3 separate regions of the Mus musculus genome follow, and regions 1 and 3 are each linked to region 2. A link is a loop called in an ENCODE intact Hi-C map of the cell type or tissue named here. Cell type or tissue: left cerebral cortex. All regions are shown on one strand. Region 1 holds the start of Pnpla3 (patatin-like phospholipase domain containing 3). Region 2 overlaps Pnpla5 (patatin-like phospholipase domain containing 5). Region 3 has its middle 4.5 kb from the start of Gm34201.

Evidence for each region. Peaks named below come from ENCODE experiments on the same cell type or tissue, not always from the same donor. Only the 100,000 strongest peaks of a DNase experiment are listed, where the experiment ranks them.
Region 1: a loop joins it to region 2, with 2.0 times the contacts of the local background. A loop is called at or near these places in 12 of 42 quality-filtered maps.
Region 3: it touches region 2 in a loop (4-fold over the local background); 17 of 42 quality-filtered maps call a loop at or near these places.

What each region holds. Positions count from the first base shown.
Region 1 is chr15:84,166,516-84,169,015 of GRCm38, forward strand. It overlaps Pnpla3 (patatin-like phospholipase domain containing 3), which reads left to right and starts at 1,301. Exons shown (of 8, transcript NM_054088.3): 1 at 1,301-1,545. The coding sequence starts at 1,359. It overlaps Mir6392 (microRNA 6392), which reads left to right and starts at 1,755; the gene lies at 1,755-1,862. In left cerebral cortex, a CTCF peak has its summit at 1,345; DNase peaks (open chromatin) are centred at 1,257, 1,705, 1,954 and 2,499; H3K4me3 peaks cover 1,586 bases; H3K27ac peaks cover 1,048 bases.
Region 2 is chr15:84,119,788-84,122,287 of GRCm38, forward strand. Pnpla5 (patatin-like phospholipase domain containing 5) reads right to left here. Exons shown (of 10, transcript NM_029427.1): 3 at 870-935; 4 at 396-605. Among named protein-coding and RNA genes, the nearest start is that of Pnpla5, 2.1 kb to the right of the region's middle. In left cerebral cortex, a CTCF peak has its summit at 1,060 (motif pointing right); a DNase peak (open chromatin) is centred at 1,028.
Region 3 is chr15:84,630,645-84,633,144 of GRCm38, forward strand. No RefSeq gene overlaps it. Among named protein-coding and RNA genes, the nearest start is that of Gm34201, 4.5 kb to the left of the region's middle. In left cerebral cortex, a CTCF peak has its summit at 1,141 (motif pointing left); a DNase peak (open chromatin) is centred at 1,128.

The DNA of each region.
Region 1 (2,500 bases), 47 kb after region 2:
TTAACTAAAATATTCTATTAAAGAGTAGTGTACAGGGGCTGGTGAGATGGCTCAGTGGGTAAGAGCACCGACTGCTCTTCCGAAGGTCCGAAGTTCAAATCCCAGCAACCACATGGTGGCTCACAACCACCCGTAATGAGATCTGATGCCCTCTTCTGGTGCGTCTGAAAGACAGCTACAATGTACTTATATATAATAAATAAATAAATAAATCTAAAAAAAAAAAAAAAGAAAAAAAAGAGTAGTGTACAAATTGTATTGCTATACTTGGTCAAAGATACTTTGTAGTCAGAAGAGGCACAGACAGGACCACAAACCATCTAGCTCCCAGCTTTCCTTACTCCTGCCTTCATTGGCACCGGCCAATCACATATTTTATTTATAAGTGACACTTGTACATGGAAACTTCAGGTCCTCCCTGCCTGGTGTTGTCTTCCTGTAGTCTTAGTTACTTAGGAGGCTGTGGCAAAGGGGCCAGAGGCTGAAGTCCAGGCTGAGTCACTGAAGGAGGCAGCTGGTTAAAAGAAAAAGGAACCCAGGGCAGCTCAGTGGTAGAGCCTTTGCCTAGCATGCAGGAGGGCCGAGGTTCAGTTCTTAGTACTGTAAAATTAAACAAGGCGCTGAAAGGATGGTTCAGCGGTAGAGGCCACAACTACTCTTACAGAGCACCAGAGTGGAGTCCAAGAATCCACGCGATGGCTCACAATCCTCTGCAACTCCAGTTCTAGGAGGTTTAACGTCCTCTTATGGCCTCCTTGGTCACTGCACACCCATGGTGCATAGACATACATGCAGACAAAATACTCATAAACATGGGGGCGGGGAGCCTAAGTATCTTTTTAAGAGGAAGGAAGGAAGGAAGGAAGGAAGGAAGGAAGGAAGGAAGGGAGGGAGGGAGGGAAGGAGGGAGGGAGGAAGGAAGGGAGGAAGAAAACCTCTCTCCATGAATTAAAAACGAACAGAAAGCAAAATAAATAACTGCAAAAACAGACACCCTACATGAAAATAAAGGAAAGACAGCATGTGGATGGTAGCATCTCTCGTGTAATAAAGAAAAGGAGAGAGTGCCACCGGCGTGCCATCCAGAACCTGAAAGAAAAGGGTATTCAAAGAGCCATTCTGCCCAGCAAGCATCCAAGCCTAGGATTTGGGAAAGCCCACGCGGGAGGGACATGGGGCGGGGCATGAGTCCAGTACGCCCATTGGGCCTCCCACTGGCTTATTTGCATGGTCCTAGTGGGGCGGGGCCTCAGCTGACGTCACCCGAAGACAGCTTAGGCGGCTGCGGCTCTTTAAGCTCAGAGCAGCAACACCGGGAGCAGAGCTGAACTGCAGCGCCGCCCGGAGCTTCAAGCACCATGTATGACCCAGAGCGCCGCTGGAGCCTGTCGTTTGCAGGCTGCGGCTTCCTGGGCTTCTACCACGTCGGGGCTACGCTATGTCTGAGCGAGCGCGCCCCGCACCTCCTCCGCGATGCGCGCACTTTCTTTGGCTGCTCGGCCGGTGCACTGCACGCGGTCACCTTCGTGTGCAGTCTCCCTCTCGGTGCGTCCACGGCCACTACCCAGGCCCCGCGTGCGGGGAGGGGTTGCTACACCTGGGGAATCGGTAACACTTTCCGGGGTGCCCGAAGAAACCTGTCCGGAGAGCTCTCATCCTTCCCGGTGCCGTTGAGCACTCAGCTGGAGACCCTGGGCCTGTCACCTGGCGTGGGATTTCCCGGGGCCGGCTGGAGCAGACGCGCTCCGAGCATCTTCTTCCTGACCCGCTCTGGCGCCCTGGTCCTGTCAGCTGGGTCATCCCTGAGCAGCAGGGAACGACGCAGGTTTGCCGGGTCCTCTGGTCCCTGAGCCGCAGAAGGTTTGTCCTGTGTGGCTCTGGCTAGTGTCCCATGGCTGGTGCCGCCAGGAAGGGCAGAAGGCACCCAGACTAGAACACCCTTAGTGGCAGTCCAATGCTCCGGTTGCCTTTAGAGGTGGCTGGTGGGGGCGGGGTACGTGGATTAGAGAAATATTTGGAACACTCCCTAGAAGCTGGAATGGGTTCCCAGACAGATCCAGTTCCACTCTCTCCTGTCTTCACTAGCCTAGATAAGCGGCCCTTCCCAGATCGATGTCACTGACATTCAGGGCATTTGAATCTTGGCCTAATTAAACATTTGCCCATGCACCCATGAGCGAGAGGAGGCGAGTACTCTCCTCTCCCCCACTAAACTACTAGGATGTGATGCCTTCTCTTCCCAGTGTCATAGCCGGATGCTTTTGGGGTTGTGGGCAGGGCTTGGCTAAGTGCCCACGGGGGGGGGGGCGGACTGCTGACACCCAAAGGTCCCCAGGCTGCATGACAATGTCCCACATCAACCCTCTTTGATCTGGGGCCTCTTTAACACTTTACTCTTTGCTCTCTGCTGGCCACAGCCAGCAGGGAGAGACTTTGGCAGGCAGGGGAAAGCCCCTGCTGATGAGCGGAGCTCTGCCATTGGATGGGATCGGTGAGCAGA
Region 2 (2,500 bases):
GTGGTTAAGAGCACTGACTGCTCTTCCGAAGGTCCTGAGTTCAATTCCTGGCAACCACATGGTGGCTCACAACCATCTGTAATGAGACCTGATGCCCTCTTCTGGTGTGTCTGAAGACAGCGACAGTGTATTTATATATATATATATATATATATATATATATATATATATATATATAATAAATCTTTTTAAAAAACAAACAAAAAAAGGAATGGAATTAACTGTCTCTGCTTATGGAGCCTGCCAGTTGAGTGTGGACCACAGCTGGACTCCAGGCCTCTCCCAGGAAGGGACAGAAGGAGGGTCAAGTTTCTGCTCCAGGCCTTGTGTGACTTGAGGCTGGGCAGTAACTGAAGTTGATGGGTCGTAGGCAAGGACCATGCAGGGTGACCTACCTCAGGCTTGGGGGGGAACACAGATTTGAGCCCCCTAAAGAAGTTCCTGGTAGAGATCTGGAAACTGGCATTGAAGGCAGTTAGCTCAAAAAGACTATGTGATATGTTCTGGGGACAGATGTCCACTGTCCCGTTGAAAGGAGAGACGGTAATGGTGGTGGGGCAATCGGAGAAGGGCAGGTTGTTGCTCAGAGCCCCGTCAATGAAGCGCTGGAAGGCAGAGAGGCATTAGCCCACACCATCTTCCCCTCACTCTCCCCGTATCAATGGAAGTCCATTCCTTCCTCTAGCCTAGCTTCTGAGCTCTCTAGCTAGAGCTTTCTAGCTCTCTAGGAAGGGGAGGCTTGACACACAGTAGGTGCTTTAACATCGGGTGGCCTCCTCATTCCTATCTCCACCTCTGGACAAGCCCTTGTCCTAGCTGCCTGGAGCCCAGAGTGGAATGCAGACAGGGGCCCCCCTGGATAAACTCACCTGGCCTCTGAATGCCGGGGGGATCACCCCACAATATAAGGGTAAATACAAGGTGCAGATCAGAGCCTGGAAGAGAAGAGCATAGCCCTCGCTCAGTGCTCACGTGCTCTCTTGTGCTCAAAAGAACGCATGAGCGCAGGCATCCTTGAAGCCACCTTCCTCTCCCTGCAGAGGGCGCCCTAGCTGCCTGGAGACTGCAAGTCTAATCTATGAACCAAGACACCAGTACCAATTCACACACACATACCCCAGGTCTGGCAAGGAGGTGCCACCAAAAACCTCTGTGTGTTTTCCCAAAGAGTGTTTTCAGAGGTGATCCAAACAAATGCACTTCTGAGGAGGAATGTCAGGCTCTCTTTCCCCACATCAGACACTATCTCCTAATAAAAGCCCTGACAAGTCTTGCTGATGTTAGGCAAAGGTGGGGCCGGGGGATGGAGGATGGGGTGGGGGAGATGCTTCGCTTACAGACTTATCCTGTGCTGGCCTTGTGCTGTAAAGGGCTGTGCACATTGTCCTGTGTTGCAACGTGCTTAGCCTCATCTCTGGTCTGCATCATCATCCCTGGTCTTATGCCAGCAACACGCACAGGCACGTGCAGAGGGTGACAGGCAAGGAGAGTTCCAGCGTGGCCAACTAGGCTGGGAGGGGCAGGGCTGGGCAAGTACTGTAGCTCCCAGGGCACACAGAGCCTTCCTGACCTGACAACCCTGAAGAGTATTGCTCCCCCTGTCCCTGGGGGAAGCAGACACAGGCCTGGCTCCGATGTTTGAGATGTGAATTTCCCACCAATGCCTGCGGTTCGTGACAGCTGAGATTCGCTGAGCACCTTGTCCAGGTGAACACACCAGGACAGCTCTGAAGTGCCTCCCTGAGCATCAGCCCACAGCAAGTGACACCCCCTCAGGTACACACTGACAACCAAACACCTATGTTCCAGTAGACAGGGGCCCTCCTGAGTCAGACTGTCCTAGAGTCGGGGACAAGGCACCAAGATGAGAATGAGTCTATCTGGACCTCAGCATCAGGAGCAGATGGGACAGATGCCATGACAGGAAGGGTGGGCAGAGCTACGCTGAGGGACTCCAGGACTCTACACAAGGAGTTGAGGCCTTCCAGTATGGAGACCCATATTCCTTCAGAACTTTGGCCCCACTTTCCTTACCCCCTAAACCTATCAAGTCAGAAAGGCTTCATTCCTTCCCTGCCTTATTCTCTTGGTTGAATTTCACATAGGCCCTTTCCCAATCCCTTCCCAGGAGGTAGGCTCAGTAGGTATAAGCCCTGAGAAGGTAAGGTGTTTCAGATGTGCCCAAGCCTGGCAAAACCCCGCAGCATACAGCAGTGCCCACACATATTAGATGCTCTCAGGAAACAGTTTGCTCTGGCAATCAGAAAACGCTTAGGAAAGAGGGGTGAGCAGGACAGGGCAGACACCTGTGGACCGAGCAGCCTTAGAGGTCCTGACTGTGAAAGCTCCTCAGTCTACCCCAGGTCTGACAGCACCTCGGGTTCCTCTCCACCTCAGCCTCTACAGAGCCTTGGACTCAGGCCAGTCTTGGATACAGTCTAGCTACTGCTCCTCCCCCTCTACACACACACACACACACACACACAAACACACACACACA
Region 3 (2,500 bases), 510 kb after region 2:
TTTTTTTGTTGTTGTTGTTGGATTTTGTTGTTGTTGTTGTTGTTGTTTGTTTTTTGTTTTTGTTTTGTTTTGGTTTGGTTTGGTTTGGTTTGGTTTTTTCGAGGCAGGGTTTCTCTGTGTAGCCCTGGCTGTCCTGGAACTCACTTTGTAGACCAGGATGGCCTCGAACTCAGAAATCCCCCTGTCTCTGCCTCCCGAGTGCTGGGATCAAAGGCGTGCGGCACCACGCCCGGCTGTTGTTGTTTTTGGTTTTGGTTTCTCGAGACAGGGTTTCTCTATATAGCCCTGGCTGTCCTGGAACTCACTTTGTAGATCAAGCTGGCCTCAAACTCAGAAATCCACCTGCCTCTGCCTCCCGAGTGCTGGGATTAAAGGCATGCACCACCACGCCCGATTTATTTATTTTCTTAAGCAGAAATGAATTTCCTCACAGCCAGCGCTGGGGACGAGAAACACAAATCAAGGTGTCTGCAGGTCTGGGGGTGTTTTGATTTTTTTGTCTCGTTTTTTCCTTTCATTACACTGGGATCCGTAAACAGGTTTTCACTTCAGTATGTAATATACTCAGTACAATTTATCCTGCCATACCCCGCTAAAGAGCTGCTTCTCGCCCTGCCCACTGGTCCTGTTTGCCCCCAGCTATCTCTCATCGTCCATACCTATGTACTTATACATCTACATAATAAAATCCTGGATCCATGAACGGGAGAAAACACACAACCTTTCTTTCTGAAGTGGACTTGTGTTTGGCACAATCATCTCCAGTTGTGTGTGTTTTCTTGCTAGCAGCCTAACTCTGTTCTGCTTTGCGGCTGGGAAAAAAAATCCCCCAGTCTATATACAACATTTATTCTTTATCCATAGCTTCCCTATCTGCTTCCACAGCCTGGGTGGCTGGCCCTAAGCAAACCTCATCCCAGCCTAACCCTAGACCAGGCCCAGCAGGAAGTTTCCCAAATGGTGACCATACAGAGTGTGGTCAAGAGTATGGTGCCCCAACTTTGCCTCGGAGCAAGCACCCTTTCTGTGCTGAAGTCTTGGAAAGTGCTGGGCCAAGCAGTGAGGTTGGAGAACTGGATCGACAGGCCATGTGTCAAAACCTGCATCTGCAGGGCACTGGTGCCCTCTAGTGGCGGATCGAAGGAAGGCAACGCACACCTAAACCGAGAACAGTGCTGTGATAGGGCTCTCTAGGTAGGAAGGGGCAGGTATCAGGCAGGGTTAAAGTCCTCAGGAGTTTCCCACCACTGAGCCATCCTCCCCGCCCCCATGCTGTTCTCTAATTAGTTATTGTCAGTCATTCTGTGACTGAGGAGACTTAGAGGAAGTGAAATGAGCTCTTGAGGGGGCAAGGGATCTAAAGCCAGGACTCCTGAGAGCCTTCCACACCCTGATCAGCTCCAGCCCGGTCATCTACGGGTGAGAACTGAAGCGAAGATGGCTTATGGGAGTCTGGAGGCTGGCTCATCTCAATCCTGATCTCCAGTCAGAATTCACAAACATGGCTACTAGTTCCATTATGCATACCCGTCTCCGACACAGATAGACAGGAGACATGGTGGCAGAGCCCACACTCTGCTCTCGGCAATGCTCCACACTGACTTTTGGAAATGGACCTCTGGCCACCTCTCCAACCTGCCGACAGTTAGGAGAAGAGGGCTGGAAGAGGACAGCTCAAACACAAGCGACACAGTCAGACACCGGTTCAAATCCCAGCCCCAACACCTTCCCACTCTAACTCACCTCCATTCCCCTCCCTGGGTCTTCATGACCTCCCTGGCGAGATGGGCTGTTGGTGTTTTTGCACAAGGTGGCTTGATCATCAATCACGAGCTATTTGCAGAGCTCAAGCCTGAGGCTCAGTGTCAAAAGCAAGCGTGCAGATCCTGCAGAGCACAACCCAAGAGCACGGCAGCCTACGGGAGACCCAGAGGCACCAAGTTATGCCCCCCCCATAGTAGGGAATCAATAGAGATCAAGGAATCCTGGAGAGAGAGAGTAGGACCCGGGTAGGGAAGGATGCAAGTGGAGCAGACCCCAGAGAGCAGACATGTCCAGAGTGAGCAACTCCATAGAAGCAAAACTCATGTTAGTGATAGCCAGGTTAGGGTGGGGTAAGGAGGTTACTCTTCACCTCTGATATCTAGAGACATGAAAAGATGTATGTGGCTAAGTTGGTAAAGCACTCTCTTAGCATGCATGCATGCATGAAGTTCTGGGGTCCATCCCTATCCATCCCTAGTAGCATCTAAGATGAGTGTGGCATACGTCTGTCGTCTTAGCGGTTCAAGGTCATCCTTGGCTACACAGTGAGTTCAAGGATAGCCTGGGCTACATGAAGCCCTGTCTCAAAAACTCCAAAAAAAAAAAAAAAAGTTCTACAGTTAGTATAAATGTACTAAAAACCCATACTGAGCCCCCCACCCCCAAAAGAATGGCTTTTTGTGGTGTGTGATTTCAGTTCAGGTTTTCAAAGGCCCTCAGCTGACTGACACCCACC